Linked DNA regions of Homo sapiens: region 1 is linked to region 2. A link is an interaction called in ENCODE POLR2A ChIA-PET data of the cell type or tissue named here. Cell type or tissue: MCF 10A. All regions are shown on one strand. Links, peaks and the distances in the headings refer to the core of each region. The heading gives the core; the rest is flanking DNA.

Region 1 (16,124 bases), core at 7,121-12,120, 140 kb before region 2:
ACTGTTTGGAAGTTTTCTGAATTTTGCATCTTGAATACCTCACTGTTGTTCTTTATCTGCCCACCGAAGAGACAATCATGTTGAAATTGCATTTTTTAATATGCAAAAGCCACAGTATTTGTCTAAAATTTACATTCTGTAATATGTAAGGAAACAATAGTATGCAAACTACAGTTTTATCCTTGCAATCAATATGAATGTATTACACTACAAATTGTTTATGGCCTACACTTCTGGCCTTCATTAGCCATCTCAAAATGTCATGCTGTAGGTCAAATGGGGTCATAAAGAACATAAGTGGCTTACCTCAAACCAACATCACTATTAGAAAGTAACTTAAAACACATGCTTTGTTGGTATTTTAGATTTAACATCATCTTCTTAGGAAAGATAACCTGTGGTTCCAGAATTATTAATTTTTTTAGCAACCTATCAGAATCAAATTCTATGCAAATTAAATAAGAAACCAAATTGGAGTTTCACTAAATAGAACCTACAGAATTTGCTTGTTGTTAATGCTGGTGGATTTCTTTGAAACCTTAGACTAGTTAAATATTAAATAGCTAGTAAGAGTGGAGACATTTCTAGAGATTATACTAGACAGCTGTCGACTGAGATTTCATAGGGCAGATTTTAGACCTTATTTGTATCTCCAGTAGTTAGCCCAGGATTTTTACTCAAAGTGCTTGTTAAATAATATAATGCATATTAAATTAATACCTTAAAAAGACAACCTCACTCTAGAAAAACAAAAGACAACCTCAAAATTCTATAAATTTAGTAATAATACTAGGTGATCATTCAGAGCACTTAACTCACCTTATGAAGAGGTGCTTTCGGAGTTGTGTTCAATTTTGTCACTTTCAGATGAAAATAAAAGTGAACACTGGAAGAACATTTGTAAAATTACAGCTAAAGACAACCATATTGTAGTTCATCATTCATTCCCTACATTAGATTGTGCTTGATATTTCTTCAAAAATTCAATGTTAGTAAAAAGTTTGATTGTCCTAGTGAATTTAATGATATTAAAACTCTATAACCTATTGTTCTTTTCCTTTCTTAGCTTCCCAGGAAGACTCGGGGCTAAATTCAATGCCTAATTATATTTTCTATATTAGTTTGGGTGTTTTTGTAGTTACCATTTCCTTTTTTCAATGTTTCCCTTTTTATTTTTATAGTTTAATCCTTTTTAGAAATGTGTGCTGTATATTATGAATTAATGTCAGTTTTTTATTCTTAATCCTCATTTTTCAATTGTTTGTTTTTGAGCTTTCAAAACACATTGTTCACTACTCCTTGAAACTTTTTTTTTTTTTTTTTGAGACAGAGTTTTGCTCTGTTGCCCAGGCTGGTGTGCAGTGGCACAATCTCGGCTCACTGCAGCCTCCGTCTCCCGAGTTCAATGAATTCTCATGCCTCAGCCTCCCGAATAGCTGGGATTATAGGTGTGCACCACCATGCCCACCTAATTTTTTGCATTTTTAGTAGAGGCAGGGTTTCTCCATGTTGCCCAGGCTGATCTCAAACTCCTGGACTCAAGTGATCCAACTGCCTTAGCCTTTCAAAGTGCTGGGATTACAGGTGTGACCCACCACACCAGCTGAAACTCTCTCTTCCTTGCCTTTCACTATATTCTTTCAGTCAACAAATATTTATTGAATACTTAATTGTTGTCAGGCACTGTTGTGATTCCTCTCCCAATTCAATGATCCTCTTCCTCATCCCACTTACTCTCAGTTCTGCCCCATATATGGTGCAGGTCCACCAAGGTTCTGTCATTTATTTTATGATGTTCTCAATTCTGCACTCTGTGCCTTGATTTAGGAACACAATCCCTTACTTGAAACTTTTGAAGCCACATATGCTTCAAAATTCTGAATTTTTGGATTTTAGCAAAGTCATAGATTGTAACAACCATATATTTTGTAACACTTTACACAGAGAGGGGCAGCACTCTTTAATCAAATATATTAATATTTCTGCAATGAAATATATGAATGTTTACACAAACCGAGATAGGGACTATGACTACTATAGTAGTATATATAGACTATAACCCTCACTGCATTTTTTTTTTTTTTTTGATACAGGATCTCACTCTGTCACCCAGGCTGGAGTACAGCGGCACAATCTCGGCTCACTGCAATCTCCGTCTATGGGGTTCAAGCAATTCTCCTGCATCAGCCTCCTGAGTAGCTGGGATTACAGGTGCCCACCACCATGCCCGGCTAATTTTTGTATTTTTGGTAGAGATGGGATTTCACTATATTGGCCAGGCTGGTCTCGAACTCCTAACCTCAGGTCATCTGCCCGCCTCAGCCTCACTACAATTCTTACCAGGTGTTGCGGCTAAATGAGTTCTGTCTTAGAAAATGCTTTTGCTTTTCAAACCATTTTCGATTTTGAGATTGCAGATAAGGGATGATTTACCTCTTAAACTTTTCCTACTTTAAATATATTAAGCAAATTTTGTCTCGAATCTGTCTGGTCCTACATTTCCAAATACCTTCTAGACATCTTTACAAAAGGACCTATCAAATACTTTAATTTGTACCAAAGCAAATGTATTGCCTTCTAACCCACTGATCTCTTTCTTGGTTGTCATTCTGTTTAACTCTTTAGCATCATCACTGAATCCTATGGAATCCATCATAATAGTTCTTGAACTCCTTGCCTCCTATCACCCGCCCCAATATTCACGTAGGTTCTTTTCTATTTTCCCTAAGCTTCGGCCAGCTTGAGAAATAAAGGGACCGAGTACAAAAGAGAAATTTTAAAGCCGGGCGTCCAGGGGAGACATCACATGTTGGTAGGTTCCATGATGCCCCCCAAGCCGCAAAAACCAGCAAGTTTTTATTAGGGATTTTCAAAAGGGGAGGGAGTGTGTGAATAGGTGTGGGTCACAGACATCAAGTACTTTACAAGGTAACAGAATATCGCAAGGCAAGTGGAGGCAGGGTGAGATCACAGGACCACAGGACCGGGGTGAAATTAAAATTGCTAATGAAGTTTCAGGCACCATTGTCATTGACAACATCTTATCAGGAGACAGGGTTTTGAGAGCAACTGGTCTGACCAAAAATTTATTAGGCAGGAATTTCCTCTTCCTAATAAGCCTGGGAGCACTATGGGAGACTGGGGTCTATTTCACCCCTACAGCCTCGACCATAAGAGACGGGCACACCTAGGGTGGCCGTTTATAGGCCTATACCCCCAGGCGCATATTCTCTTTCCCAGGCATGTTCCTTGCTGAGAAAAAGAATTCAGCGATACTTCTCCCATTTGCTTTTGAAAGAAGAGAAATATGGCTCTGTTCAGCCCAGCTCACAGGTGGTCAGAGTTTAGGGTTATCTCTCTTATTCCCTGAACAATTGCTGTTATCCTGTTCTTTTTTCAAGGTGCCCAGATTTCATATTGCTCAAACACACATGCTCTACAATTTGTGCAGTTAATGCAATTATCACATGGTCTTGAGGCAACATACATCTTCCTCAGCTGACAGGATTAAGAGATTAAAGTAAAGACAGGCATAGGAAATCACAAGGGTATTGGTTGGGGAAGTGATAAGTGTCCATGAAATCTTCACAATTTACGTTTAGAGATTGCAGTAAAGACAGGCATAAGAAATTATAAAAGTATTAATTTGGGGAACTAATAAATGTCCATGAAATCTTCACAATCCATGTTCTTCTGCCATGGCTTCAGCCGGTCCCTCCGTTTGGGGTCCCTGACCTCCCGCAACAATTGTCACAGTTCTGACAATGGTGCAGGCCTTCATTACCTCTCCTCTCAGTTTTGTGACTTCTCAAACTAGGCTAGATAGGCTAATTTATTCATGCACTATGTTAGACATTGGCAAATACCAATAAGGCAGGCTTAACTTCAGGTTCCCCATTTATAGGGACCTCTTCTTAGTGGGGAAGGCTAATTAAAGGATTAAATAAATTAGGGAACGTTTGGTACAATGGGCTATTTTGCAACCATTAAAGACAATGAGATTATTCTATATGTCAGTTGCCAAGACATATTAAGAAAAAACGCGTCCGGGCGTGGTGGCTCACGCCTGTAATCCCAGCACTTTGGGAGGCTGAGGCGGGTGGTTCACGAGGTCAGGAGATTGAGACCATCCTGGCTAACACGGTGAAACCCCGTCTCTACTAAAAATACAAAAAAATTAGCTGGGTGTGGTGGTGGGCACCTGTAGTCCCAGCTACTTAGGAGGCTGAGGCAGGAGAATGGCGTGAACCCGGGAGGCGGAGCTTGCAGTGAGCCAAGATCGTGCCACTGCACTCCAGCCTGGGCGACAGAGCGAGACTCTGTCTCAAAAAAAAAAAAAAAAAAAAAAATTGCACATTGCAGAATAGTGTATTGAGGTCCTATGAACACATAGTTTGCCTATATAGAGAAAGTCCTGGAAAGCTATATACAAAAACATGCATATTAAATTAATACCTTTAAAAGACAACTTCACTCTAGAAAAAACAAAAGACAACTTCAAACTTCTATAAATTTTGTAATAATACTAGTTGATCACTCAGAGTATTTACCTCACCTTATGAAGAGATGCTTTCAGAGTTGTGTTTAATTTTGTCACTTCTAGATGAAAATAAAAGTGACCATTTGAAGAACATCTGTAAAATTACAACTAAAGACAACCATATTGTAGTTCACCACTGACAGCACTGTCTCTGGAAAGACAATGTGGACTTTATTTTCTGATTTTTCCTTTTTTAGTGTTGTAAGTTTTAAAAGAATATGTATTTTAATCTGAAAAGGGATTATCAAATTAAATGTGATGAGAGATATGAATAAATAAATATAATGAAGAAAGGAATATAACACGAAGTGGCCGGGCACAGTGGCTCGCGCCTGTAATCCCAGCACTTTGGTAGGGCAAGGCGGGCAGATTGCTTGAGTTCAGGAGTTCAAGACCAGCCTGGGCAAAAATAACAAAACCCTGTCTCTACCAAAAATACGAAATATTAGCCAGGCATGGTGGAGCACACCTGTGGTCCCAGATACTTGGGGGACTGAAGTGAGAGGATCGCCTGACCCCAAGAGGTCAAGACTGCAGTGAGCTGAGATCATGCCACTGCACTCCAGCCTGGGCAACAGAGTGAGGCTCTTGTCTTAAAAGAAAAAAAAGGTGGAAATATAGCACAAAGTAACTAACTCAGGCTAAGTTATGAAAATCTTAGAAAATGCTTTCCTTTGAGTACAGCAACAGACATTCCAATCAGAGCAAACAGCAGATTCGGTGGTACTCATTTCTTAAAGGGTACAGTGTGTCTGGGAACAGCAGATTGGGTGCTGGAGAGTAGCTTCAAGGGGAAACCAGATTTGACACTGATGTTAGATATGGAAGATAGTGAAAAGGACTGGAGATAGTCAAGTGTTTCTGGGCAACTGGGTGGCTTATGGTAGCTTTAAAAGAAACAGGGCTAATCAAAACCACAGTGAGATGCTACTTCAGAGCCATTAGTGCAGTTATAATAAAAATAAGTCAGTGAAGGGTTTCAACTTTTGGTAATATGGACCTGCTCTAGTCAGTGGAGAGCCTCTGGAGGTTGTTGATTTTTAAATAAAATACTTTTTTTTTATTTTGGAGTAATTTTAGATTTGCAGAAAAGTTACAAAGATAGTACAGAGAGTTATCATATAAGCCCTCAACCAGTTTGTCTCCCTTAATGTTATCTTACGTTATCACGGTATATTTGTCAAAACTAAGAAACCAACATTGGTAAATTATTATTACCTGAATGCCAGTCTTCATTCAGATTTCACCGGTTTTTCCATTAGTGTGCTTTTTCTTTTCCAGGAGCCAGTAGAGGATCCCACATAACATTTAGTTGTCTTGGTCTCTGTAATCTCCTCACTCTGAGTTTCTCTTCTCAGTCTTTCCTTGTTTTTCATGAACTTGACAGTTTTGAGGGGTACTGATCAGAAAGTTTGTCGAATATCCCTCAATTTGGGTTTGTCTGACATTTTCTCATTATTAGACTGGAGGTACGGGTTTTAGAAAAAATATCACACAGGTATTTTTATCACATTATTTTAGAGGACACATCACTGCTGATGTTAACCTTGATCACTTCATTTAGGATGTTTGCTAGGTTTTTCCACTGTAAGCTTCCCAGAAAGCTTTTCCTTTCCATGCTTCTCAGGCTTTTAAGCTTTACATTATATTACAAGCAGTGTTTAATGCGATTTTTTTGGCTGGATGATGGGAAGAGGGTGGAAAAAAGAAGGTCAGTTACATAGCTAAGGTTGTCGTAATAATTCAAGTGACAGAGGACAAGCACTTGGACTTCTAGTGGCTATAGTAGATAGTAAAATGGATTGGAGATATTCAAGTGTTTCTGGGCAACTGGGTGGCTTACGGTAGCTTTAAGAGAAACAGGGTAAGTCAAAACCACAGTGAGATACCACTTTATACCCATTAGGAAAGTTATAATAAAAAGTCAGATAATAAGAAGTGATGGTGAGGATGCAGAAAAATTAGAATCCATATACACTGCTGATGGGAATGTAAAATGGTGTGGCCACTTTGGAAAACAGTCAGGCAGTTACTCAAAAAATTGAACATTTTACTATTTGATGCAGCAATTCCACTTTTAGGTACATACTTGAGAAATAGAAACACAGGTACACATAAAAATGTATACGCGCATCTTCATAATGGCATTACTCATTATAACCAAATGGCAGAAACTACCCAAATGTCCATCAATTGATGAATGAACAAAATGTGGTATATCTTATTCAGCCATAAAAAGGGTGGAAACACTAACATGCTATGTTACAACACAGATGAACTTTGAAAATGCTATGCTAAGTGAAAGAAGCCAATCACAAAAGACCACATATTATGATTCCATTTGTATGACATGTCCAGAATGGAGACAAATCTAGAGACAGAAAGTAGATTAATAGTTGCTTAGCACTGGGGGAGTGGGTGGATGGTGGAGGGATCAGGCTATGACAGGGCAAATGGTATGAGGTTTCCTTTTGGGGTGATGAAAATGTTTTCAAATTGATTATGGTGATGGTTATACAACCCTGAATACACTAAAAGCCATAGAATTGTACACTTGAATTTCGTAAATTGTATGATATGTAAATTACATCTCAATGAAATTATTACCAAAAAAATCTGTAACACATGGCAGGGGAACCATACTTGTTCAAACTACACTCATTCAAATCAAAGTGCTGGTGGGACACCCAGGTGGAGCAGCTGAAAACTTAGGTTGGGGCTAGAGATATGGCACCACAAATCATTAGCATAAAGGATTCACTCAGTAGAAAACAAGGTAATTCATTTAGTCCAATTTACTAAATATAGTAGCTGAAGGGAAGGTTTCAAGCAGGGCAACTTCAACATTTAATAGCACTGAATTTTCAGGGGTTAACACAGAACTGAGGACTGACTCTGATATGGTTTGGCTCTGTCTCCCCACTCAAATCTCATCTCAAACTGTAATCTCCATGTGTTGAGGACAGAGGTGATTGAATCATGGGGGTGGTTTCCCCCATGCTGTTCTCATGCTAACAAGTGAGTTCTCAAGAGATCTGATGGTTTTATAAGGCAGTTTTCCCTGCTCTTGCTTGCTCTCTCTCTCCTGCTGCCTTGTGAAGGTGTCTGCTTCTCCTTCTGCCATGATTATAAGCTTCCTGAGACCTATCCAGCCATGTGGTACTGTAAGTCAGTTAAACCTCCCTTGTTTATAAATTACCCATTCTTGGGTAGTATAATATCTTTATAGCAGTGTGAAAATGGACTCATACAGTTAACTGGTACCAGAAGTGGGGTACTGCTATAAAGATATAGAAAATATGGAAGTGACTTTGGAACTGGGTAATGGGCAGAGTTTGAAATAGTTGGAGGGCTCAGAAGAAGAAAGGAAGATGTGGAAATGTTTAGAACTTCCTAGAGACTTGTTGAATGGTTTTGACCAAAATGCTGATAGTGATATGGACAATGAAGTCCAGGCGGAGGTGGTCTCAGATGGAGATGAGAAACTTATTGGGAACTGGAGCAAAGGTCAGTCTTACCATGCTTTAGCAAAGAGACTGGCAGCATTTTGCCCCTGCTTTAGAAATCTGTGGAACTTTGAACTTGAGAGAGATAATCTGAAATTGGAACTTATGTTTAAAAGGGAAGCAGAGCATAAGGTTTGGAAAATTTGCAGTGTGACTAAGAGATGGAAAAGAAAACCCATTTTCTGGGATGAAATTCTAGCAAGCTGCAGAAATTTGCATAAGTAATGAGGAGCCAAATGTTAATTGCCAAGACAATGTGGAAAATATCTCCAGGGCATGTCAGAAATCTTGGTGGCAACCCCTCCTATCACAGGCCTGGAGACCTAAGAGGAAAAAAATGGTTTCCTGTGCAGGGCCAGGTGCCCGCTGCTATGTGCAGCCTCAGAACTTGGTGCCCTGCATCCCAGACTTTCCAGCCCCAGACACAGCTAAAAGGGGCCAAGGTATAGCTTGGGCTGTTGCTTCCAAGGGTGCAAGCCCAAAGCCTTGGCAGCTTCCACATGGTGTTGGGCCTGCAGGTGCACAGAATTCAAGAGTTGAGGTTTGGGAACCGCCACCTAGATTTCACAGGATGTATGGAAATACCTGGATGTCCATGCAGAAGTCTGCTGCAGGGGCAGAGCCCTCATGGAGAACCTCTGCTAGGGTATTGCATTAGGAAAATGTGGGATTGGAGCCCCCACAAAGAGTATCCACTGGGGCACGCCTAGTGGAGCTGTGAGATGAGGGCTACCATCCTCCAGACCCCAGAATGGTAGCTCCACTGATAGCTTGCACCTTGTGCCTGGAAAAGCCAAGGACACTCAGTGTCAGCCTGTGAAGGAGCTGCCCAAGGCCATGGGAGCCCACCCCCTTACATCAGCATGCCCACGATGTGAGACATGAAGTCAAAGGAGATTATTTTGGAGCTTTAATAGTTAACGACTGCCCTGCTGGATTTTGGACTTGCATGGGGCTATGGGGTTTTGGTCAATTTGTCCCATTTGGAATGGGAGCATTTATCTGATACCTGTACCACCATTGTATTTAGAAAGTAACTAACTTCCTTTTGATTGTACAGGCTCATAGGTGGAAGGGATTGCACTTGCCTTACCTCAGATAAGACTTTGGACTGTGGACTTTTGAGTTAATGCTGAAATGAGTTAAGGCATGGGGGGCTGTTGGGAGGGAAGGCATGATTGGTTTTGAAATGTGAAAAGACATGAAATTTGAGAGAGGCCAGGGGCAGAATGATACGGCTTGCTCTGTATCCCCAACCAAATCTCATCTTGAATTGTAATACCCATTATCCCCATTTGTCAAGGGAGAGAGACCAGGTGGAGGTAACTAACTATATCATAGAGCGGTCCTCCCATGCTGTTCTCATGATAGTGAGTGAGTTCACAATGAGATCTGCTGGGTTTTTTTCTTTGTTTGTTTTGAGATGGATTCTTGCTCTGTCAGTAAGCGGGATCTCAGCTTACTGTAACCTCTGCCTCCTGGGTTAAAGCGATTTTCCTTCCTCAGCCTCCTGAGTAGCTGCACGCACCACCATGCCCAGCTTTTTGTATTTTTTTGTAGAGATGAGGTTTTGCCATGTTGGGAAGGCTGGTCTTGAACGTCTGACCACAAATGATCCATCCACCTCGGCCTCCCAAAGTGCTAGGATTATAGGAGTGAGCCACTGTGCTCAGCTGATCTGATGGTTTTATAAGGCAGTTTTCCCTGCTCTTGCTCTCTCTCTCTCTCCTGCTGCCTTGTGAAGGTGCCTGCTTCCCCTTCCACCATGACTGTAAGTTTCCTGAGGCCTCCCCAGCCATGTGGAATTGTGAGTCAATTAAGCCTCCTTTGTTTACAAATTACCCATTCTCGGGGATCATCTTTATAGTAGTGTGAAAATGGATTAATGTAGACTCCTCTGGCATTCAAGACAACACTGTTATTGAGACTGACTGATGTCTCTCCTCATTTTCAACTAGTCTCTGAATGAGAATACATTCTGAGAAATGAACCATTAGACAAATTCATTATCGTGTGAACCTCACAGAACATACTTACACAAACTTAGATGATATATGCTATTGCTCCTGGGCTCAAACCTGTACAGCATGTTGTTGTACCGAAGACTTTGTGCAGTTTTAAAAGAATGGTCAGTATTTGTATATCTAAACGTAGAAAAGATACAGTAAAAATATGGTATAGCCCAGGCACAGTGGCTCATGCCTGTAATCCTAGCATTTTGGGAGGCCGAGGTGGGCACATTACTTGAGGTCAGGGATTTGATACCAGCCTGGCCAACATGACGAAACCCCATCTCTACTAAAAATTCAAAAATTAGCCAGGCTCAATGGTGGTCGACTGTAATCCCTGCTACTCAGGAGGCTAAGGCAAGAGAATCTCTTAAACCTGGGAGGCAGAGGTTGCAATGAGCCAAGATCATGCCACTGTACTCCAGTCTGGGTGACAGAGCAAGGCTCCATCTCAAAAAAAAAAAAAAAAAAAATTACAGTATAGAAGATTAAAAAATGAGTTCAAGACCAGACCGGGTAACATAGTGAGACCCCATCTCTACCAAAAAATACAAAAATTCACTGGATGTAGTGGTGTGTACCTGTAGTCCTAGCTTCTCAGGAGGCTGAGGTGGGAGACGCACTCCTGTCTGAGCAACAGAGCAAGACCCTGTCTTTAAAAGAAAAAAAAAAAAGATACACCTGTATAGGGCACTTACCATAACTTGTGCTTGCAGACTGAAAGTTGCTTCCAGGTGTCAGTGAGTGAGTGGTGAGTAATGTGAGGGCCTAGGACATTATTGAACCCTACTGTAGACTTTACATACTTAGGCCACACTAAATTTATAAAAATATATTTTTCTTTCTTCAATAATAAATTAACTCTTGCTTATTGTAGCTTTTTTAATTTATGCACTTTTAAATTTGTTTTAACTTTTCTTTTTTGGATGGGGTCTTGCTGTGTTGCGCAGGCTGAAGTACAGCAGCATGATTGTTGCTCACTGCAGCTTCGAGCTCCTGGGCTTGAGCTATCCTGCCACTTCAGCCTCCCAAGTAGCTGGGGCTATAGGCATGCACCACCACACATAGAACACAAAAAAGGTACAGTAGGGCAGGTGCGGTGGCTCATTCCTGTAATCCCAGCACTTTGGGAGGCCAAGACAGGCAGATCACGAGGTCAAGAGATTGAGACCATCCTGCCCAACCAACATGGTGAAACCCTGTCTCTACTAAAAATACAAAAATTAGCGGGGCATAGTGACACACGCCTGTAGTCCCAGCTACTCGGGAGGCTGAGGCAGGAGAATTCCTTGAACCCGGGAGGCAGAGGTTGCAGTTAGCTGAGATCATGCCACTGCACTCCAGCCCAGGTGACAGAGCGAGCCTCCATCTCAAAAAAATAAGTAAATAAATAAAAAAGGTACAGTAAATTTTTTAAAAACATTTCACTCTTTTTGAATAACACTTAGCTTAAAACACGCTGTACAGCTGAACAAAAATATTTTTCTTTGTATTCTTATGAACTTTTTTCTATTTCCAAAATTAAATTTTCTTTTTACATTTTAACTTTTTTGTTAAAAACTAAAACACAAGCACACACACTAGCCTAGGCCTATACAGGATCATCAATATCACTGTCTTCTACCTCCATATCTTGTCCCAGTGGAAGTTCTTCAAGGGCCATAACATGCAGGGAACTGTCATCTCCTATAACAAGGTCTTCTTTGGGAAGACCTCCTGAAGGACTCTCCTGAGGCTGTTTACAGTTACCTTTTTTCCTGTAAGTAGGGGTACAGTTTAAAATAATGATAAATAGTAAACACATAGCCAGTAACATGGTATTTTATTATCAAGTATCATGTACCATACATAATTCTATGTGTCATACTTCTACATGCAGCCTACTGTGCGGCTTGTTTACACCATCATCACCACAAACATGTGAGTAATGCATTGTGCTAAGATGTTACGATGCCTTTGTCTTTAGACAGGAATTTTTCAGTTCCATTATGATCTTATGGGACCACCATCATATATGCAGTCTGTCATTGACCAAAGTCATTATACAGCGTATAAACTGTACAGTTGTCTTCATTTCATGTAACAGAATGCTTTACCGTAAATGGCTATGGCAATGCCCCTCAAGTAATGAGCAGAGTATTTTTGGATGACAGAAGTTGAAATTTAAGATTACACTAATTAAAACTAAGTATTTTTGGTATAATTTACAATAACCTATATGGATTTAGAATTATTTCCTTATTCAAGGGAATGGGTCAAGCCATAAAACTTAACTGGCCACGTAGGTCATCGGTTATTCTATACTACCTTATTCCAAATCTGCCACATCTTCCCTGCTCACCCCCAACATGGTGCTAGAGAGAGATTCCATACTAAAGATTAGACAGGTGAAAAGAATAAAAAGAAAGTCAAATGATTCCACCAACTCTTTCAATGATCATATATTCCTTGTTTGGAATTTAGTAAATGCTATTTTAAAACCCAGGAAGGCTGGGCATGGTTGTTACACACCTGTAATCCCAACACTTTGGGAGGCTAAGGCGGTAGGATTGCTTGAGGCTAGGTGTTTGAGTCCAGCCTGGGAAACACAGTGAGACCCCATCTCTACACGGAAATTTAGGAAAATCTAGCTGGGCGTGGTAGTGCCCACCTGTAGTCTGAGCTACTTGGGAGACTGAGCCCAGAGGTTCAAGGCTGCAGTGAGCTATGATTGCACAACCGTATTCCAGCCTGGGCAATAGAGTGAGATCCTGTCTCTACAAAAACAAAACCAAACCAAGCCAGAAAAAGAGATACTTCACAGATTACAGAAGATGTAAGATTCTGTTTGCCTTTTTTTGAGACAGAGCTTCACTCTTGTTGCCTAGGCTGGAGTGCAATGGTGCAATCTTGGCTCACCGCAACCTCCGCCTCCCAGGTTCAAGTGATTCTCCTGTCTCAGCCTCCTGAGTAGCTGATATTACAGGCGCATGTCACCACGCCCGGCTAATTTTTGTATTTTTAGTAGAGACAGGGTTTCATCATATTGGTGAGGCTGGTCTCGAACTCCTGACCTTAGGTGATCCACCCGCCTCGGCCTCACAAGGTGCTGGGATTACAGGAGTAAGCCAGCGTGGCCAGTCTCTGTTTGCCTTTTTAATGTCATCTACTTCATTTTGTAAGTAGGGTATCAAGGAAATAATTATCAAGGTATAGTTTGGGAAAAGGTGAGCAAATCCTTAACACAGCTGGCCCAAGGTTTTATTTGGTAGGTCTAAATCTTGACCTTATGGCTATGAAATTTCAAGTTTGTGCTTGAATACATGATTAAAAGAATGAAAATGAAATGACCGATAGTACGTACCATTTTAGTTTTTATTAATAAAATAGAAACTTAGACTCGGACAACTGCTTTATTCTTGCATCTAATCTGACCATATATTGGAGTAGCAATTCTTTATAAAAGGACTTCGGTGAGAACTGTCAATATATCAGTTCCATCAAAAACTCTAGGTTGGAATATCTTAAAAACAGCAAATTAAATATGAGAAAGCACAGAAATCTCTCCCTCAAACAAGAAGGGCTTCCTTTAATAGACTTTAATATAGCTCATTTACAATCGTATGAAAATCCATCAAGATCAATCATGTTGCACAATCCCTAAAGGATAAAACTGAGGGAAGTCATGGATAATTTTCACAGCTTCATTGTAAAGTCCAAGATCTGAAAGAAACATTTAAGCAAACATTTAATCTACAATGGAAAGTTGTAACATCAATTATTATCTAAGATATTTTTACCTATTTCCTTTTTCTCACCCTTTTGGAAGTGAGTTTCTAAAAATGGAGATATGGATTATGGATTCTTGTATTTAACTGTGGCACCAAAAAAAAGACATGGGAGTACCATCCATTTTGATGTTCATTATACAGGCAGTTTCTGCCTGGTAGTGTTTTGGGTGTTATGCATTATTCAATTCCTTCAATTCAGATATTACAACAAAAAAACTAATACTATTTTTGTTATATTTAAAAAAATTATCTTTCAACAAACATTAATTAATCTTTACTGAGTTTCTTACATATATAAGCACTACTTAAAAGCAGGCCAAAACAAAATGTACCCCCATTTGCCTTTACGATCACAAAATTCTATAGAAATTGAAAATGTGGCAGTACTAAAACTCTAGACCAATATATATCAAACTAAAAATAAAACTGTTTTCCTGTATGTTTATGTTATGTAATTGTATGTAATACATACAATTTTGTATGTAATACAAAATGTATGTTAAAACATAGTTATATAAAACTGTATGTTATGTAATTACATACAGTTATATAAAACTGTATGTTATGTAATTACATACAGTTATATAAAACTGTATGTTATGTAATTACATACAGTTATATAAAACTGTATGTTATGTAATTACATACAGTTATATAAAACTGTATGTTATGTAATTACATAAAACCAGTCAATACTAGAATGCTTTATTTACCAAAAGGATGGCTATCTTCTTTAAACTGGACATAAGATGTACACAAGATGGTGGCCTTGGCGGTTACTCTTCCAACCACTTCCACAATTCCAGAGATTTCTTCATCAAGCTAAGACACAGAACAAGACATCGATTTGGTGATATCACATTTTCAGTTGACAATTATTTTGGAAAACTGTTATACAGGTTACTAATCTATCACTTCAAGTAACAAAGTAATTTTAAGAATTACCAGTGTAAAAGTTAAAATGTAACTTGTTAACAAATGTTTGAGTACTTAACTGTCAGCATGTTAAAATTCCTGCTACCTTTAGCAGTAGCTTCAAGTCCAAAGCTACAATTCAAGTTAAAGACAAAATCACTATTGAAAACGTCCAGCATTTCTATAAGCAGTAATATCCTATGAGAGGAATCTTCTATAATCTGTATTTCACAATGTGTTCTGTATACATTAACCAAACAGCATATGGATTTGTCTTCACAAAATACCAAAAAAAGTTTTAAGTATGTTAAACATAAAATGCAAACATAAATAAGTAAAAACTGGAAATATATGAACAAAAATAGAAAATAAAATAAAATCGAAAACTCTTGAGGGGCTGGTCGAGGCAGGAGGATTGCTTGAGACCGAGAGTTCAAGACCAGCCTGAGGAACATAGGGAGATGCCATCTTTACAAAAAACAAAACAAAACAAAACAAAACAAAACAAAACAAAAATTAGCCAGGCATGGTTAAGCATGCCTGTAGTCCCAGCTACTGGGGAGGCTGACATGGGAGCAACTTGATCTTGGGAGGCTAAGGCTGCAGTGCGCCATGATGGTGCCACTGCATTCCACCCGGGGTAACAGAGTGAGACCCTGTCTCAAAACAAAAAAACAAAAACGAAACAAAAAACCTCTTGAGGAAGAAAAAAGCAACGTAAATTTTTCTTATGTGATTTTATGGTCTTTCATAAGGAATGAGAATTGTTATCCAACATTTATGGGATATGTTCAAAAATCATGACGCCCAAAAAATCATTGGTTAAAAATGTAAAAGGAAATATAATGAGAGAATAGTACAAGAATTAAATTTTACAGCCAGGGACGTTTTACCAGCTCATCCTTTTTAAATCCATTGCAAAAATTAGAAACATCGGCAACAAACCAAATCAAGATGAAGAATTAACTATAATATATAAGAGACTTATTAACACTTAAACATACGGGTTCCATCAACTCGATGGTTCCATTTTTTCCTTCTCCATCTGAAAGAATAAACATTTTTCCGGTGGGATGAATCTAAAAACGAAACATATAATTAAAATCTCACTAAAACAACAACAAAGTTTGACTAAAGATGAGTACATTGATCCTTAGTTGAGCACAAATCAACTGTTTCTTGAACAGTTTATTCATTCAGTTTATTCAACTTATTGGATCAAATTATAATCTTATGTTATCAAATCTGTTCATGGAACACACAGTTAATTTCTGAATTTCAGATAAACAAGGATTTTTTTTGTAGTGTTAAGTAGGTTCTGTATTTGCTAAATATGGCAACCCTATTCTGATAACAAATTAAAGGATGCCCACCCTAAAAGTGA
Region 2 (16,124 bases), core at 4,495-9,494:
TTAGTCATTTCTTGAGTTTTGTCTCTGTGTCAGGGATTGAGGTAGGCCTGCCCTGAGGGTTATGAATGAGGTGTGGTCTTTGGCCTTAAGAAGCTCACATTCTTGTTATGAGCAATACTTTTGTTGACTGAGAAATCATTAATATGTTCAGTCAATATTTATTGAGCTTCAAACTCTCTGTTAGGCACTGGGGATACAGTATGCTAAGCAAGAGGGGAAACTGGGATTCCTACAGGCTTGTTTAGTAAGCATATATCTATCTGGTTTTATAAATAGAATGTTCTACTCAAAATTTTGGAAATAATTTTTTCCCTCTATTTAGTATCTGAGTTTTTTTTGAATACTTATTAATTTCTTAGTCAACAAAGTAGTCCTTGTATATATAACAAATGGTAGAACAGTTCTCCTCAGTTACATATCGTTGTAATAGTGGAATAAGAATTGTAATCAGAATTAGCCTTCTGGTCATTTGTTTGGGATGGATCTTCTGTTAGAATCCAGATATGGCAGATAGAACCGAAATGTAGCAGTTTCCTTCTTTTAATGTTAACAGTGATTGTGCTAACACATAAGATTATAATAGAGCAGCCTTGTCAATAGCAGCAAAATTTACTTGTCTGTTTTTCTCCCAGAGTACATGTGTAGTTAATCAATTTTTAAAAATATATTTTACTACAAGTTATTGCTTATTCCAGGCATGCCCAATGACATGCTATTTATTACTTCTTTTTGCAGATCCACAGTTTATATTAGGAAATAAAACTTCTACTGTTTAAAATTGAAGTTCATCTGATTAATAAACTGATATTGCCTCAGGTTTCAAACTCCGTAGTGAATAAAATAGGTCCTCGTGTAGTTTAGAAATAGTATACCAGCTGCAAGTCCAGAAAATACTTGCTGTTACTCACATAATAAAAGAACTCCCAAAGCCTTATAATTTATATATTCATAACTGCTTCTTGTTGAATTTCTTCTTCTCAATCATACAGGTGCTGCTTTGGTTTAAAACTTACAGCCCTCTTTAGGCAATCTACAGTTTCTCCAAAGTGTTTAATTTTTTTCCTTCTTATATTGTGAGCTGGTTAATGTTGAAGATAGCACTTCATTTAAAGTTCAAACCTGTGATTGTTTTAAAAACTTACCTAGTATTCATTTTTTCATTTAAATATATATGTAATTTCCTACAAATGTGTACTTGTTTATCTAAGATTTGGACAATTCATTTTAAACCATATTATTCATTTATTTTGAAATATTAAGATCCTGCCATGTTCCAGGCACAGATCCAGATACTGACTGCACATTGGTGAACTCAGCAAAAATCCTTGCCTTTATGGAAACTTACTGTCTGGTGGAATTTATATTTTGGTGGATTCTATAGGCATTCTTGCCTATTCTGCTTTCATAAATCCTCTAGACAGGTATAATATAAGCAACAGTTTCAAGTTCTGTCTTTTAAGGTCCTTTCACCCAAAAAAAAGATGGCATGAGTGTATTGCTTCAGAGATGATCATTACTGTTTATTGTGAATAGTGAGCATTTCAAGAAATTAAGCTCTTTTTTTTTTTTTTGAGACGGACTCTCACTCTGTCACCCAGGCTGGAGTGCAGTGGCACAATCTCGCCTCACTGCAAGCTCCGCCTCCCGGGTTCACGCCATTCTCCTGCCTCAGCCTCCTGAGTAGCTGGGACTAACAGGCACCTGCCACCACACCCGGCTAATTTTTTGTATTTTTAGTAGAGACGGGGTTTCACCATGTTAGCCAGGATGGTCTCGATCTCCTGACCTCATGATCCGCCTGCCTCGGTCTCCCAAAGTGCTGAGATTACAGGCGTGAGCCACCGCGCCCAGCCAGAAATTAAGCTCTTAAACAAAAGTAGGATTAAACAATGTGCGTTGCTAAGCATGTTTATTTTAGGTTTCAATTCCAGAGTAATAGTAGCTGGAAAGCAGCATTTTTACACAATTTAATAAAAGGATAAATATTTTTTCACGAGATCATCAGTAGTTTAATATGGATTTTGTAGTAAAGTGCCAGCTCTGGATCATAATAGCAACAATAACCGTTACCACTCACAACAGTAACAGTTAGGGGCCAGGTACTGGTTTGAAGAGCCTTGTTTATATTTATGAGTTTAAGCCTCAAAATAATTCTTTGAGGTAGATACCATTATTATAACTCTGTATTACATATAAAGAAGCTGAGCCTAAGCAACTTGCCCGAGGTTACAAAGCTAGTGAGAGGCAAGGCTGAGATGAGATCCCAAGCAAGCTGGCTCTTCACCTCTGTGTTCTACTGCCTTATATCCTTAAATACTGTATATGCTTTCTTGCTTCTTCATTCTAGGAATTAGCTGTCTTTCAGATATGTAAATATTAATTTGTGTAGCACATGTCATACTCTGAATGTGAACATGAACATACTGGTTTTTCTATTATGACTTTTTTTTCTTATTCATGACTTTCCTATCTTAGAAAGGCTTCTTTTTAAAATTTCTAGCCCATAGGAACCTGGAAATTTATTTGTTTGGGTTCTTGTGTTTGCTTACTTTTTAATTAATTAATATTATGATTTGTTTTTATATGCCCAATACCCTGGCAGATTTATCAAATTTAAAATGAAAATTTAGTCAAACTCATTGCCTAAAAATTTTATTTTTCTGTACCTCTGGAAAAAAATGGAAACAGAAAAGCAGCCTTCATTCTTCCCATAAAAAGAGAACAAGCATAATTTTGCCAAATGTGTGTTTTGAGAGGGATTTCCTCATTTCTTAACTGCAGTCTAACAGAAGGTTATTTGGGCTTACTTGTCCCACTTCAGACTTCTTACTGGAGCAAGTATTTCTGCCGTTCTGAACTCCACACACTGTTCTCTTACATGTCTAGGCTGTTTGCTTCCTCGGACCATGTTCCTGGATCACTTTCTTCTTCTGCCTATGCATTTCTGCTCATCCTCCGAGATTAAACTGCCATCAGCTTCTCTGAGGAGGCCTGAAAACTCCTCCTGCTCTGGAGGAATTGCTGCCTTCAATGTCGTGCTTCATTTTATTCGCTCATGTGTTTATCAATTAAACTCCTTGAAGACAAGTGTTATTTTTTTTCCTCCTACTTGTTTCACTGCTGAATCCTCAGCACTGAAAGTAGTGCCTGGTATATATTAGATATTTCGTATTTGTTGAATAAATAAATAAATGAATGCATAGTATATTATCGCACTTTACTATATTATATGTAATAATTTTGTACTTTCTCTTCTTCCCCAGACAGTAAGCGTCTTATGTTATTCATCTTTGTATGTTTTCCAGTGTCTATAACATATTAATTAAGTCAGTAGCTGTTTGCTGAATTAATGAGTGAGCAACTAATTAATACCTATAGCTCTCTGTGGTATTAGATGGAGATGATTAAAAGGAGGGGGCTAGAATGAGTGGTGACTAAAAGGACCAGTGCATTGTGAATTTCTGAAGTCTGAATCAAGAAAGGAGGAGCAGAAACACCAAGACCAGATGTCCCTTTTCATTCATCTGTCCAGAAATTTAGCTTTTGTTTGGCTGCAATTTGCACATTTGGGCATACCAGTCAAGCTGAGCTCCAGATACTCATTTGTCTTTTAGGGTAACATGGTTAGGGAAATAGTTGTAGAGATAGGAGCTCTCAGTGAAAACTCAATAAATCTGCTTCTGTCAATTAGGGAGACTAAGTAGCTTTAACTTCCATAAAAATCTCAAAAATAATTGCCCTTTAATGTTCTTTTTTTTAAGTTTTGGAGAACTTTAGAGGATTATGTTTTGAATTTAGATTAGGGAAACAAGGACCTGAGGAATGATATACAAGTTTATTAAACATGATGGGGTGGAGGGGATGCTTGATGATACCCATTATCCCCTTTTCTTCATGCGCCTTAGAGAGCCTCCCCCACTGACAGGATGGGCGTTTGCTGCATATCATATGATTCCTTCCCCAGTGAAATGCTCGTCGAGTGCTTGCTGTGTACCCAGCTTATTGGTTTGGTGGGCTGCCTACCCAGGCCAATCAAATTTATTGTGGAATGTTTCTTTTTGGAGTGAAGGAAGACAGAGGGAAGGAGAGGGGAGTAGGGGGAAGTGCATTTATGTAGAGGAAGCAGCATGTCCTACGACGGAGTCCTGATAGTGTGGCATGTTCTGGAAATGGTACAGTATGTTCATTATGGTTGGAACACACATTCTAGGAGAGGAAGAGGGACTAAATTGCACTGGCCCTGGGGAAATTGAGCTAAATGGATAAAAGTAGGCATTGAGAGCTGTTGGTGATTTATAGCCCATCAGCACCATGATCACACTCTTCCCGCTTCTCCTGCTCACCACCTTTGCAACCAACTTTCCTCTCACTGTGCTGATTGTCTCTGGTACAGATTTATGATTTCCAGCCTCAGCTCAGTGCTCAGGATGACTTTTCTTTCCCTTTTTTATTCTTTCAGACTTATTTCTAATCAGCTGCTTTCTTCATTATTAGTAGTGACTGTTCCAAACTGGAACCGCTGTTCTCAGGCAGTCAGCCCTACTTATCCCCTCATTTTAAAGTAATAATTTACCTCCCTTCTCATATTTCTAAGGAAATAGATAATATCTGGCACATACTCCCTCGGCTTGCCTCCCCTCCGTATTCAAACTTACCTTCATCACATTCATCCTTACCGTCTTTCTTTCTCCCCCAGAGGCAAGTGCATCTATGAAGCCATCCCCTCCTCCAGGGCTCTGGAGCCTGCCTAGCCTGCCTAATGCTCTGGGACCTTGCTCTGTTTATCATTGACTCTCATTCCTTTCTTACCACAGTCCCTTTCCTTCCATCTTATAAACATTTCCCAATCCCCGTTGGCATAAAAACACCACTGTTCTCAAGATACTGCTTGCTTCCCCTTGTTTAAGCAAGAGAGGTAGATGGTCTGAGTATGTAGGAACATTGGCTGTGATGTTGAGGGGTGAGTCAGGGAAGGCAGAAATTAGAGAGAAAAGACCAGTTAGGAGGGTGTCGAATTAAGGTGATGGTGATGGAGAGGAGACAAGTTTGAAAGGCATCTAGGAGGTAGGATTAATTACAATTTGACATTCAGTGATTATGAGAGTTGAAAGAATGATGATTCTTGTGAATTGAGAAAGTACAGAATGAGGAGGTGCACATGTACCCTAAAACTTAAAGTATAATAAAAAAAATGAGGAGCAGGTTTTATGGAGACGATCATGAGTTCACGATCGTCTGGAAGTGTTGAGGTGAACTGCTCTTGGACATCTAGTTGGAGAAATCAGGTAAGCAGTTGAAAGTATGGGGCATATGATGTATAACTTAAGAAAAATATTCGTTATTTAGAAATGGCTTTGGTAATTAAAGATGTCTTGGTGTATCTTGAGTTAGTCTTGGATAAGATCCCCTAGAGATGGAGTGAGAAGAGAGCAACCCTAGAGAGTAACACAGGAGGTGGAGGAAGAGGACCCTGTAAAGGAGCCTGAGAACAAATGGCAGAAAGAAAGAGGGCAAATATGAGGTAAATTTTTGTTAGATGGAGGTTTTTGTTAGTTTTTTTTTTTTTCTTGGAACGCTTTGAGGACAAGGATAATTGTATTGACAGCTTCTAGCAAAACCAGCCTAAGTTGTATATACCCAATAACTATGTATTACATTGCATTATTGACAGGGCTTAATTAAAATAAAGTCTCATCACTTGTTGAGAACTTCCTTTGCCTGAAATCACATATAGCTAGGGTTTTTGGAAGGAATGAGGTTGTAAATGAGACAGTTTGGAAAGGTAAAATATCAATATATTGGAGCTATATGGCAAAGCTGATGGTTAGGGGGTGCCATCGCTGCGGCAGCCACAGGATGTTATTTTCAGTATAAACCTCTTTGCTGATTGAGGTGATTTTGATTGCTGTCAGGTGTGAGAGAATAATCATTGGCTGCTAGCAGTTTTGCCACTGAAGTTGGGGGTTCACAGATCTGAACATTTTCTTGTACTTTAAATCTCCATAATGTTTTATCACATTTGAATTCCATTGCAACCCTCCAGTGATGAGTCAGAATTAAAAGCTGTTCTAAACTAGATTATATTCTTATGTTTCTACAAACAATCTTCTTAAGGGCAGGGATAGAAATTAGAGCAATCAAATAATTCATCCAAAGCCACTGAGGGCATGGTTTGGCCTCACATTAGCTATGGCCCACTTAGGGTCTCCATGGGTGGGGGTGAGAGTGGAGGGGCTGGTGCCTCAGGAGCTGTGCAAGGTTACCCATAGGAGGTGTGCAAAGTCTTAAAACTTCTATTTATAAGCAATTTTATCCTATTCTTAACAACTATTTTTGTATATGTTTAAAAATGTGCATTAGATATTAGTATAGTGCTCCATGCTTGTAGGTATATATATCTATATATATATGATTTACATAAATATGGCAGAAGCATGCTCTAACATTTTGAAATTGACAAGTGTGTGTTTGATTAAAAAAAAATACTTTGGAGACCTCAAGATTAAATTGTGATTACTGTTTGAGCATTGTAAATTAACTGGGAATATTTAGAAGTTTCTTAACAAACTTGTGTCAATCATTTTAGCTATTATTAGATTTCCAGTAATAGCTAAACCTTTGTGTTTTAGTTGCAAAATGCAGATGTGTTTCTTGACCTTAATTCCTTACTATGGATTTTAATGGAGAGCCTTAAAACACAAGTTGAAAACCGTTTGTTGTACTTTTTGTGAATATGCTGAAGTTTTCTCATGAACTAACTAATGCCTCTCCACATACGGTATGTTCTTTGCAGTCATTCTTTAGTCACAGGCAGTTTAAGCTGTTAAATAGTATCTTGCTTTGAAAGGTAGGCGGATGGCATTTCTATCTTCTGGTACATCTGGTAAGTTAATATATACAGTCTCTGAGTATCCTGCAGGGACCTGTTTTTACATGCATACAGGGATGTTTATGTAGAAATCAAAGGCCATGAATCAGAAGAACACAACTCTTGTTTCCAGTGTACTGGAGGCTTGAAAAAATTGGCTTTGAAAAATTGAAAGTAGTGTGGTTTGTTTTTATTGTGGAACCGATCAGGAAGAACAATTTACAGTCATTGCCATTCTTCACAGATGAATGGAGTAGAGGTGCCTGCCTCGTGAAATGGAGCAGCTGCGCCCGTTTTCTCTGGGCTCACAAAAACATTTGCTTTTTAATCGAGAACTTTAGATGGTAGGGTACAGTTTGTTTTCATGATGGAAGTGGTCAGTTGTGCCTTACCAGACAGCTGTAGTGTAATTAAGAAAAACTGTGTGAAAGTGGATTAGATATAACACAAGAAGCCTTTTTTATTTTTTTTTAAAGAGGGGTTTCCCCTTAAATTTATTCATTTTTTTCTTTAATGGTTCAAAGGAGAAATACTGCTATCATTCTGGTCCACAAGATTTTTGCTACTTCAGGATATCATTTAGCTCTAGGAAACATGAGATGCTCTGCTATAGAATAATTGCTTGTTTTTGTAACAAGTGCAAACTAAAAACTACAGGTTTTAAAGATGATTTAGTTTGTGAGAGATTTGCCTTCAAAACAAAGCTTAAAATAAAGAATTGCACAGTTATATTTACATTAACTTTAATGCATTTTAAAAAGTGACCTACTTTTATAATAAAGTTGTGAGGCTGCTTTTTAGACCTGCTTTGTACACAAGTTGCAACATTAGGGGATCTTTAAAAACTGTTAGGGTATTAGCTTTTTAAGACCAGAAACCATGAGAGGAGAAAATTATACTTTTCTTGATAAATTTTAAAATGAGTTAGTCAAATAATAATGAAATAAGCTGTTGAAGTGTTGATGTAGCTAAATGTGCAACATTAGGCTGTCAATTTACTTTGAAGAGCATACACTTACTTTATGCAGCAGACTTTGAAATAAGAATAGAAATGCCTTAATTTGCATCACAGTCTACAGTAGCAAAATGACTTTCAAGGTCAGAGGGAGCTTAATTTCTAAAAAAAAACACAATAACAAAACCAAACAGGAACCTATTGTGTTCACAAATAACCAAGATTTATTTGTACTAGACACTTAACCTTTATAACTTTTTATACAGATTGCCCAACACACTAGAAACCAAACTTTTCATCCTAAGCAAAGTAAAGGTGCCAGTTTCAGGTTTGCTTTAAAACATTTTTATATGTTGATTTTCTGGAGGAGACTCTTAGGCTTTATTTCAGTTAGGGGAATTTGGAAGGCTGGTTGAAGGGAGGAGGTGAGTGAGGAGTTACAGCCCAAATGCTCTTACCATTTCCAGCCTTGCAGCCCTGCCCTGGGAGGTATTATAAGGAGGACGAGTCTATATTAGATTGGTTGGTTTAGAGAAGAACCCTGGCTGCTGTTTCTCTCTGGCTCACTGATGGCGGCTCTCTACTGATTTCTTTTGTCTCTCCTCACCACAGACCCTAAGAAAACACTGAGAATCAGGCCATCCATTCTAAATGGCAAACCATGGCTGCAGCTTGATAGCTGGTGCTTTTTCTGTTTGCAAACTGAGTCCTCAGGTGCACCAAAATCTTCTTCCCCTTTCTCTGAGCAGCTTCTCAGGCTTAGATGCTACTCTGACTTCTCGACAGACTTCTGCTTCTGTAGAACATGAGCAATGTTGTTTAGGAAAGAATGGAGCAGAGTGTGGGGTGGATTAGAAAGGTAGAGTAACAATTAAGAAACTGAGGCAGTTTTTAAGGTCAGAACAATAATGAAGAGCATTGAAGGTAGATAGCAGCAGGATGCAGCAATAGAATTATGGGACATGCTAATTACTAGAATCAGAATCAAAAAATCTGGATTAAAGTTCCAGCTAGCCTAGCGTTGTGGGAAAGCCATTCCCTCACTTTCTGTTTCTTCATGTATAGAGTGGAACCTGTTCTACATACCAAACAAGTTGTAAGTCTCAAAAAAGAAAGAGAGAGAGCTTGAGAATGTGAAAGTGTTGTGAGGTAGTATAGTTATGGAACTGTTTGACCCATTTATGTCCTTTTTTTGGGAACTCTTGACAACCAAGGAAAGAGAATACAAGAAATATTAAATTTTACTAACATAGATTCTTTGTGAGTGCTCTTAAAGCTGTTTGATAATCCCACTACTTATCTCTGTTTGATTCCCAACCCACTGCTTTCTCATAACACCAATTTCAACTCTTGTCATCCTTCTCAAGCCCCAGGCCCAGTTCCTTCTATTTTAGTCTCAGTAGATAAGTTCTTCCCCAATTTTGCCAGGAAGGTTGAGCAAAGCCCTTGAGTTTCCCTGGCCACCATCTCAAAATGTATTTCTTCACTTAATTTCCATCTCACTTTCTGTCTCTTCCTCGCAAAGGTAACCTGTATCCTTATCACATTCTCATCCCATTTCTTCTCTAACCTTTCTTCATCAATTATTTCATGTCTTTCTCTTGTTCTTTTAATCTCCTCTACCGGTCCTTCCTCATAGCCAAGAAACCCTCTTTAAGTTCACTGTCATATGTGTTTCTTCCATTTTCACTGCCAAAATTTTCCAAAGACTGATTTGAGCTCATTCTTTCTTCACCATTCATGCTTTCTTTTGGTCCATTTCAGTATGGCTTCTGTCTGTTCAAATAAGCACATGAAAAGATGCTCAGCATCGGTAGTTATTAGGGAAATGTAAATTAATACTGCAATGAGATACTACTTGATATGGTTTGGCTGTGTCTCTACCCAAATCTCATCTTGAACTGTAATCCCCATAATCATATGTGTCCTGGGAGGGACCCAGTGGGAGGTAATTGAATCATGGGGGCAGTTTCCACCATGCTGTTCTCATGATAGTGAGTGAGTTCTCATGAGATTTGATGGTTTTATAAGTGTCTGGCATTTTCCCTGCTGTCTCTCATTCTCTTTCCTGCCACCCTTTGAAGAGGTGCCTTCCGCCATGATTGTAAGTTTCAAGCCCTCCCCAGCCATGCAGAACTGTGAGTCAATTAAACCTCTATAAATTACCCAGTCTCAGGTATTTCTTCATAGCAGCATGAGAATGGACTAATACACTACTACACCCACTAGAAAGGCTAAAATTACAAAGACTGACCATACCAAATGTTGATGAGGATATGGAGAAATTGGAATTGCACATATTGCTGGTGGGAATATAAAATGTTACAGTCATTTTGGAAGTTTGGCTGTTTGTAAAGGAGGTAAACATATACCTACTATATGATGCAGCTATTCTACTTCTAGGTATTTACTCAGGAGAAATGAAAAAATATACTATGTGATTCCATTTAAATAAAAATCTAGAAAATGTGAACCTATAGTAATGGATAGCAAAGTGGTTGCCTGGGAATGAGTGTATAATGTTGGAAAAATGGATTACAAAGTAATACAAGGAAACTTTTCAGGGGTGATGGATCGTTATGTAGGTTGTGATGATGCCTTCACAAATATATATAAACTCATCAAATTTGATACTTGAAAATGTGTAATTTGTTATACACTATACCAAAACAAAACTATTTTAAAAAATCATAGAACTGCACACTGAAAAGGGTGAGTTTTATAGTATGTAAATTATCCCTCAATAAACCTGACTTAAAAAACAAAACAAAACAAGACATATGGAACCAGGCACAGTGGTATGCACTTGTAGTTCCAGCTACTTGAGAGGCTAAGGCAGAATGATCAGTTGAGCCCAGGAATTCGAAAGCAGCTTGGGCAACATGGCAAGACCCCATCTCTAGAAAAGAAATAAAAATATGAAAATGCAATCAATATGGGGAATGAGAGTGCAAAAAGTAATTGTTAAACGCTAATCTCAAAATATTGCATACTTTGTAAATCCATTTATATAGTATTCTCAAGTGACAGGGTTATACAGATAGAGAGCAGATTAGTGGTAGCCAGGTTTAGGGATAGTAAACCATGGGGAAAACTAGGTGACGGGCACACAGGAATTTTCAGTGTTGTTTTTGCAATTATATGACTAAAGAATCTGTATCACAAAAAGTTTCTTTTGAAAAGGCCTTTTAGATATTGTATTCTCTAATGTGAAACAAAGACAGCATGCCAAAAAATAATCAATCTTTATAATTAAATCTATAATAACGGTTACTCTGCAAACACTTGAAACTAAATTTCATAGAGATGATTACAATTTAACATTGTATTGTTGTAGACAGAAGGCACAGGAAGAATCATTTTCCAATTTCTGATCACCCTATCTAAATGTTCAAAATCTTAAATTCGTTTTGACTAGATAATACATATAAATGGCTAAAAAATATATGAAAAGTAATACACTGAAAAGCCTTCCTCCAACATCTGTCATCGATCCACACAGTTCTTCCTCCTCCAAAAGTAAACTACTACTGTTCATCTTTTATGTATTCTTTCAGAGTTTATGTCTACACGAGCAAATGCAGGTGTATCTTTTTACCCTCCTCCATGCTTGTATGCAAAAGGTAGCTTACTATACCAACTCGTTTTGCGCCATACTTTTTTCACATAACAATGTATCTTAAGACATTTTCAAGGTGGTATGCAGCTTTTTAATTTTTTCTTTTGACAGTTAGTATTGTATTATATGACTGTACCATACTTTATTTACTGATCTCCTGTCTAGCCATTTAGATCATTTCCAGACTTCCGCTTGTAAAAACAATACTACAGGCTGGGCGTGGCGGCTCATCCCTGTAATCCCAGTACTTTGGGTGGCTGAGGCGGGCAAATCACAAGGCCAGGAGTTCAAGACCAGCCTGGCCAACATGGTGAAACCCTATCTCTACTAAAAATACAAAAAATTAGCTGGGCGTGGTGGTGGGTGCCTGTAATCCCAGCTACTCGGGAGGATGAGGCAGGAGAATCGCCTGAACCCGGGAGGTGGTGGTTGCAGTGAGCTGAGATTGAACCACCGCACTCCAGCCTGGGAGACAGTGTGAGACTCCATCTCAAAAAAAAAAAAAAAAAAGAAAAACTACAGTTAATATTCTTATATTTATGTCATTTCATACATGAGCAAATATATATATATATATATATATATATATGTAATTGCCAGTATTTGGCTTTTTAACCTAGAAAAAAATTTATGTTGTTCAGTCTAATATCTGTAGAGTAAATGTTCACATATGTAATTCTTTGAGACAAAATATTTAGCATCCTTTTGATTTTCTGATCTACTTCCAGATACTCGTGATAGTCTGGATGTTTAAAATTTGTAAAAGGGAGTGGGGAACCTTTATTTAAAAGCTCCTTTTCAATATAGTTAAGGGGGAAATACCCATGTACACAGGGCTATTTCTGGAAATCCTTTACCAGTAACTTCATTCAGTAACATATCTAACTCTAACCCTGATCTAGCTGTGTTAGGCTTCCTTGCCTGCTAGTGAAAGCCTTTGCTCTCCCCTTATTAAAAGGCCTGAACATAAAACTCTGAGACTGTTTATCCTTCCCAAGTGGGGCATTGCAGAAAAATATCTTCTTATTCGCTATCAGTGTTACTCTCTATTGATCATCACAATTATTGCAACTTTAATATTATGACATTGTATGTCTTATGCAATATTAGGTTCTCTGAAAAAGGCTTTTTGTACATATGACAAATAGGTGGAGTATGCTCTTCTACACAGTGAGCCAACCAGCCGTCATCTTGGCTTCTCCAAAACTGGTTTTGTGTGTGTGTGTGTGTGTGTGTGTGTGTGTGTGTGTGTGTGTGTGTGTGAGAGAGAGAGAGAGAGAGAGACAGAGAGAGAGCGTAAATATGGCAAAGTTTAACAACTGATGAATATAGGTAAAGGTGAACAGTCTAGAGTGTTCATGGTACTGTTCTTTCAAATTTTCTGTAGATTTAAAGTTTTTCTTTTTTTTCTTTCTTTCTTTTCTTTTTTTTTTAAAGGCAGGTCTTGTCACCCATGCTGGAGTGCAGGGGTGCGATCACAGCTCAATGCAGTTTCAACCTTCTGTGATCATCCAATCTTAGCCTCCTGAGCAGCTAGGGCTACAGGCGTGTGCCACCACAATTGGCTGATTTTTTATATTTTTGTAGAGATGAGGTCTCGCTCTGTTGCCCAAAGTAGTTTCAAATTCATGGCCTCAAGTGATCCTCCTACCTTGGCCTCCCAAAGTGCTGGGATTTTAGGTGTGAGCCACCACACTCAGCCTAATGTTTTTCAAAAGAAAAAGTTGAGAGCATATTCTTTGTTGAGATTATTTATTGTGAATTAGGGGCTGCTGCTTCGTTACCTATTGTGTTCTTTTTTGTTTTGTTTTGGTGTTTCTAGGTTTGAAGACATCTTAGAAATTCCACTTCTAAATAAAAATAAGAATAAATGCTAATAGCAATTTATACTTATTAAGGGTTTCCTCTGTGCCACACGTTAGGCTAAGCATTTTATATGGATGATCTCATGTAAACCTCTTATCAGTCTATTATTATCTTCATCATTTTTCAGATAGGGAAACTCAGGCACAGTGAGGTTAAATAATTTGCCTAAGGTCACACAGCTATCATATGGTAGAAATGCTACTTGCCACCATTTCTATCTCTATATTTCTGTACTTCACCTAGGTTTCATTTGCCCTGGTCTTTATTTTCCTCTGAAGTATTTTGAAGTGAGAGATAGGTTATCCTCTGGCTCAAATTTTTAAAGAATTAACCTAATCCAGATAATAGGATGATGTGAAGGCCTCATGAAAACATAAAAATTGATATAAACAGGAAGAAAAATCTTTTTTTTAAAAAGAGATAGTCTAGCTCTGTCACCCAGGCTAGAGTGCAGTACTACAATCATAGCTGACTTCCTGGGCTCAAGCAGTCCTCCCTTTTCAGCCTCCCCAAGTAGCTGGGACTACAGGTGTTCATCACCACATCCAGCTAATTAACAACAAAAAAAGTTTCTACAGATGGAGTCTCACTATGTTCCCCAGTCTGGTCTCGAAATCTTGGCCTTAAGTGATCCTCCCACTTTGTTTTCCCAAAGTACTAAGACCATCCTTCCACTTTAAAGTACTGAAATTACAGGCATGAGCCACCATGCCCAGCCCCGTTTTTTTCCTCTTCATTTTCTTTTCCTTTATTTCCTTTATTTTACTTTATTTATTTATTTTTGAGACAGGGTCTCACTCTGCCATCCAGGCTGAAGTGCAGTGGCACAATCTCAGCTCACTGCAACCTCCACCTCCTGTGCTCAAGGGATCTTCCCACCTCAGCCTCTAGAATAGCTGGGACTACAGGTGCACACCACCACACCTGGCTAATTTTTGTATTTTTGTAGAGACGGGATTTTACCATGTTGCCCAGGCTGGTCTCAAACTCTTGAACTCAAGCGATCCGCCAGCCTCTGCCTCCCAGAGTGTCAGGATAACAGACATAAGCCACTGTGCCCGGCCCAAGTTTCTTAATATATTAATTTGCCAAGCTCTACAAACAAGAACTGCTTTGTGTACATACAGTAGTCAAAACTTGCTGGTCCCTTTTCTGAGTTTGCTTATTTGTTTATACACTGACTGGCCTGCCAAGGGGCATTATTGTTCTTTTTCTGTATATTTCCTGTACATTTCCCTCTCTGTTGACTCTTTGCTTTCAGAACTTAAACAGGTTCCAGTGTTCCTGTCTTAACAACCATTGCCATTTACTACACACATCCTCTAACCACCCCCATCTCTCTTCTTCAAACTAAGCTCTCCTCATAAACAATTCCTATGAGAGACCATAGGGGTATTTCCCCATTTCCTGCTGGCTCCTCTGTCCCTCCCAACTACCCCCACAGACTGTGCTCCCAGTGACCTCCTTTCCTTCTAGCAATTTTCCTATGCTATTCTTTTATTTACAAAACTGGAACTGTATTTTATGCACAGATATTTTATAGCTTGATTTTTTTCCTACTTTAATATTAGGGACTTTCTTTTTCCAAGTCATTAATTTTTAAAAACTTTCTATTGATGAATAGCATACATGCAGAAACATGCACAAACGATAAGTTTGATAACCTTTCACAAAATGTCGTTAGCGTCCAAATCAAGGAAAAGAAATTGCAGAATCCTAGAATCTCCTCCCAACCCACTCCTTTCAGTCACTTCATCCAACTTCCAAAGCAATCCTGACTTCTAACAGCACAGATTGTTTTACATATATGAAATGTATGTAAATAGAATCATATAGTGTGTACCTTTTCTGTGTCTCACTTCTTTCACTAAAGATTATGATGTTTGTGAGATTCATCCATATTGTTCCATGCACTTGTAGTTTGTTATTCTCACTGTTATATGATATTATATTGTGTGTTTATGCATTAATATGTTTTAAAACATAATGTTAATTCCTATGTAATATTCCATTGTAGGGATAATTAATTAACTTATTAATTACCCATCATTTTTGCCAGGTTTTCACTATTAGAAATAACACTATAATAAACATCTTTCTGTAAATACTTGAAGAAATTTCTGATCATTCCTTAGAATAAATCCTGGAAGTGGATTTACCAGCTAAAAGCTTATACATTCTTCAAAAGTTCTTGATACATATTGCCAAATTGCCTTCTAGAAAGCTTATACCTGTTTACTTTCCTGCTGGCACAGTACCTGACACATAAACATTCAATAACATTTTGTTTACATGAACTGGATGAACTAAATTCTTTTATATCTTAGAATCCTAGAAGCTGAGTTTTCTGTGTCTTTGATCTGCCTTCTTTCCAGTTCATTTTTGTTTTAATGAATTTATACTAAAAACAATTTAATAGTACATAGGGCGCAGCTTCCCCTCCCGACCTTATTCTTTTTCAAAAATAATCTGGTTATTCTTGCTCCTCTTTCTTTTTTTTTTAGTGGAAATTTAAAATATACTGCTGCATTCTGGAAAAATCACTGGAGATCTTATGAAATTGCATTGCTGGCATTTTCTTTACATTAATGTGGAAAAAAATGTCATATTTATATGTTTATAATCCTATCCAGAAATGATTCTCCATTTATTTAATTATTTTTTATGAAATGCATTTCAGTAAAGTTTTATAGGTTTATTGTTGCAGTAAAGTTTGATAGCTTTATTCTTAAAATTTAAAAATTTTATTTGTGAATATTTTATATTTTGTGACTACTGGGAATGAGATATTTTGTTTCCATTATAATTTCGTTATG

Evidence for each region. ChIA-PET counts read pairs that join two places held together with the same protein. Peaks named below come from ENCODE experiments on the same cell type or tissue, not always from the same donor. Only the 100,000 strongest peaks of a DNase experiment are listed, where the experiment ranks them.
Region 1: POLR2A ChIA-PET joins it to region 2 with 5 read pairs; 11 of 35 experiments call an interaction of 5 or more read pairs at or near these places.

The regions. Positions count from the first base shown.
Region 1 is chr7:7,623,326-7,639,449 of GRCh38, forward strand. RPA3 (replication protein A3) reads right to left here. Exons shown (of 8, transcript NM_002947.5): 6 at 15,745-15,819; 7 at 14,539-14,647; 8 at 13,193-13,757. The coding sequence ends at 13,675. Among named protein-coding and RNA genes, the nearest start is that of UMAD1, 9.4 kb to the right of the region's middle. In MCF 10A, for the core only: no CTCF peak of the experiment used is centred there; no DNase peak of the experiment used is centred there.
Region 2 is chr7:7,765,572-7,781,695 of GRCh38, forward strand. All of the region lies in intron 2 of UMAD1 (UBAP1-MVB12-associated (UMA) domain containing 1), which reads left to right. Among named protein-coding and RNA genes, the nearest start is that of RPA3, 55 kb to the left of the region's middle. In MCF 10A, for the core only: no CTCF peak of the experiment used is centred there; a DNase peak (open chromatin) is centred at 6,950.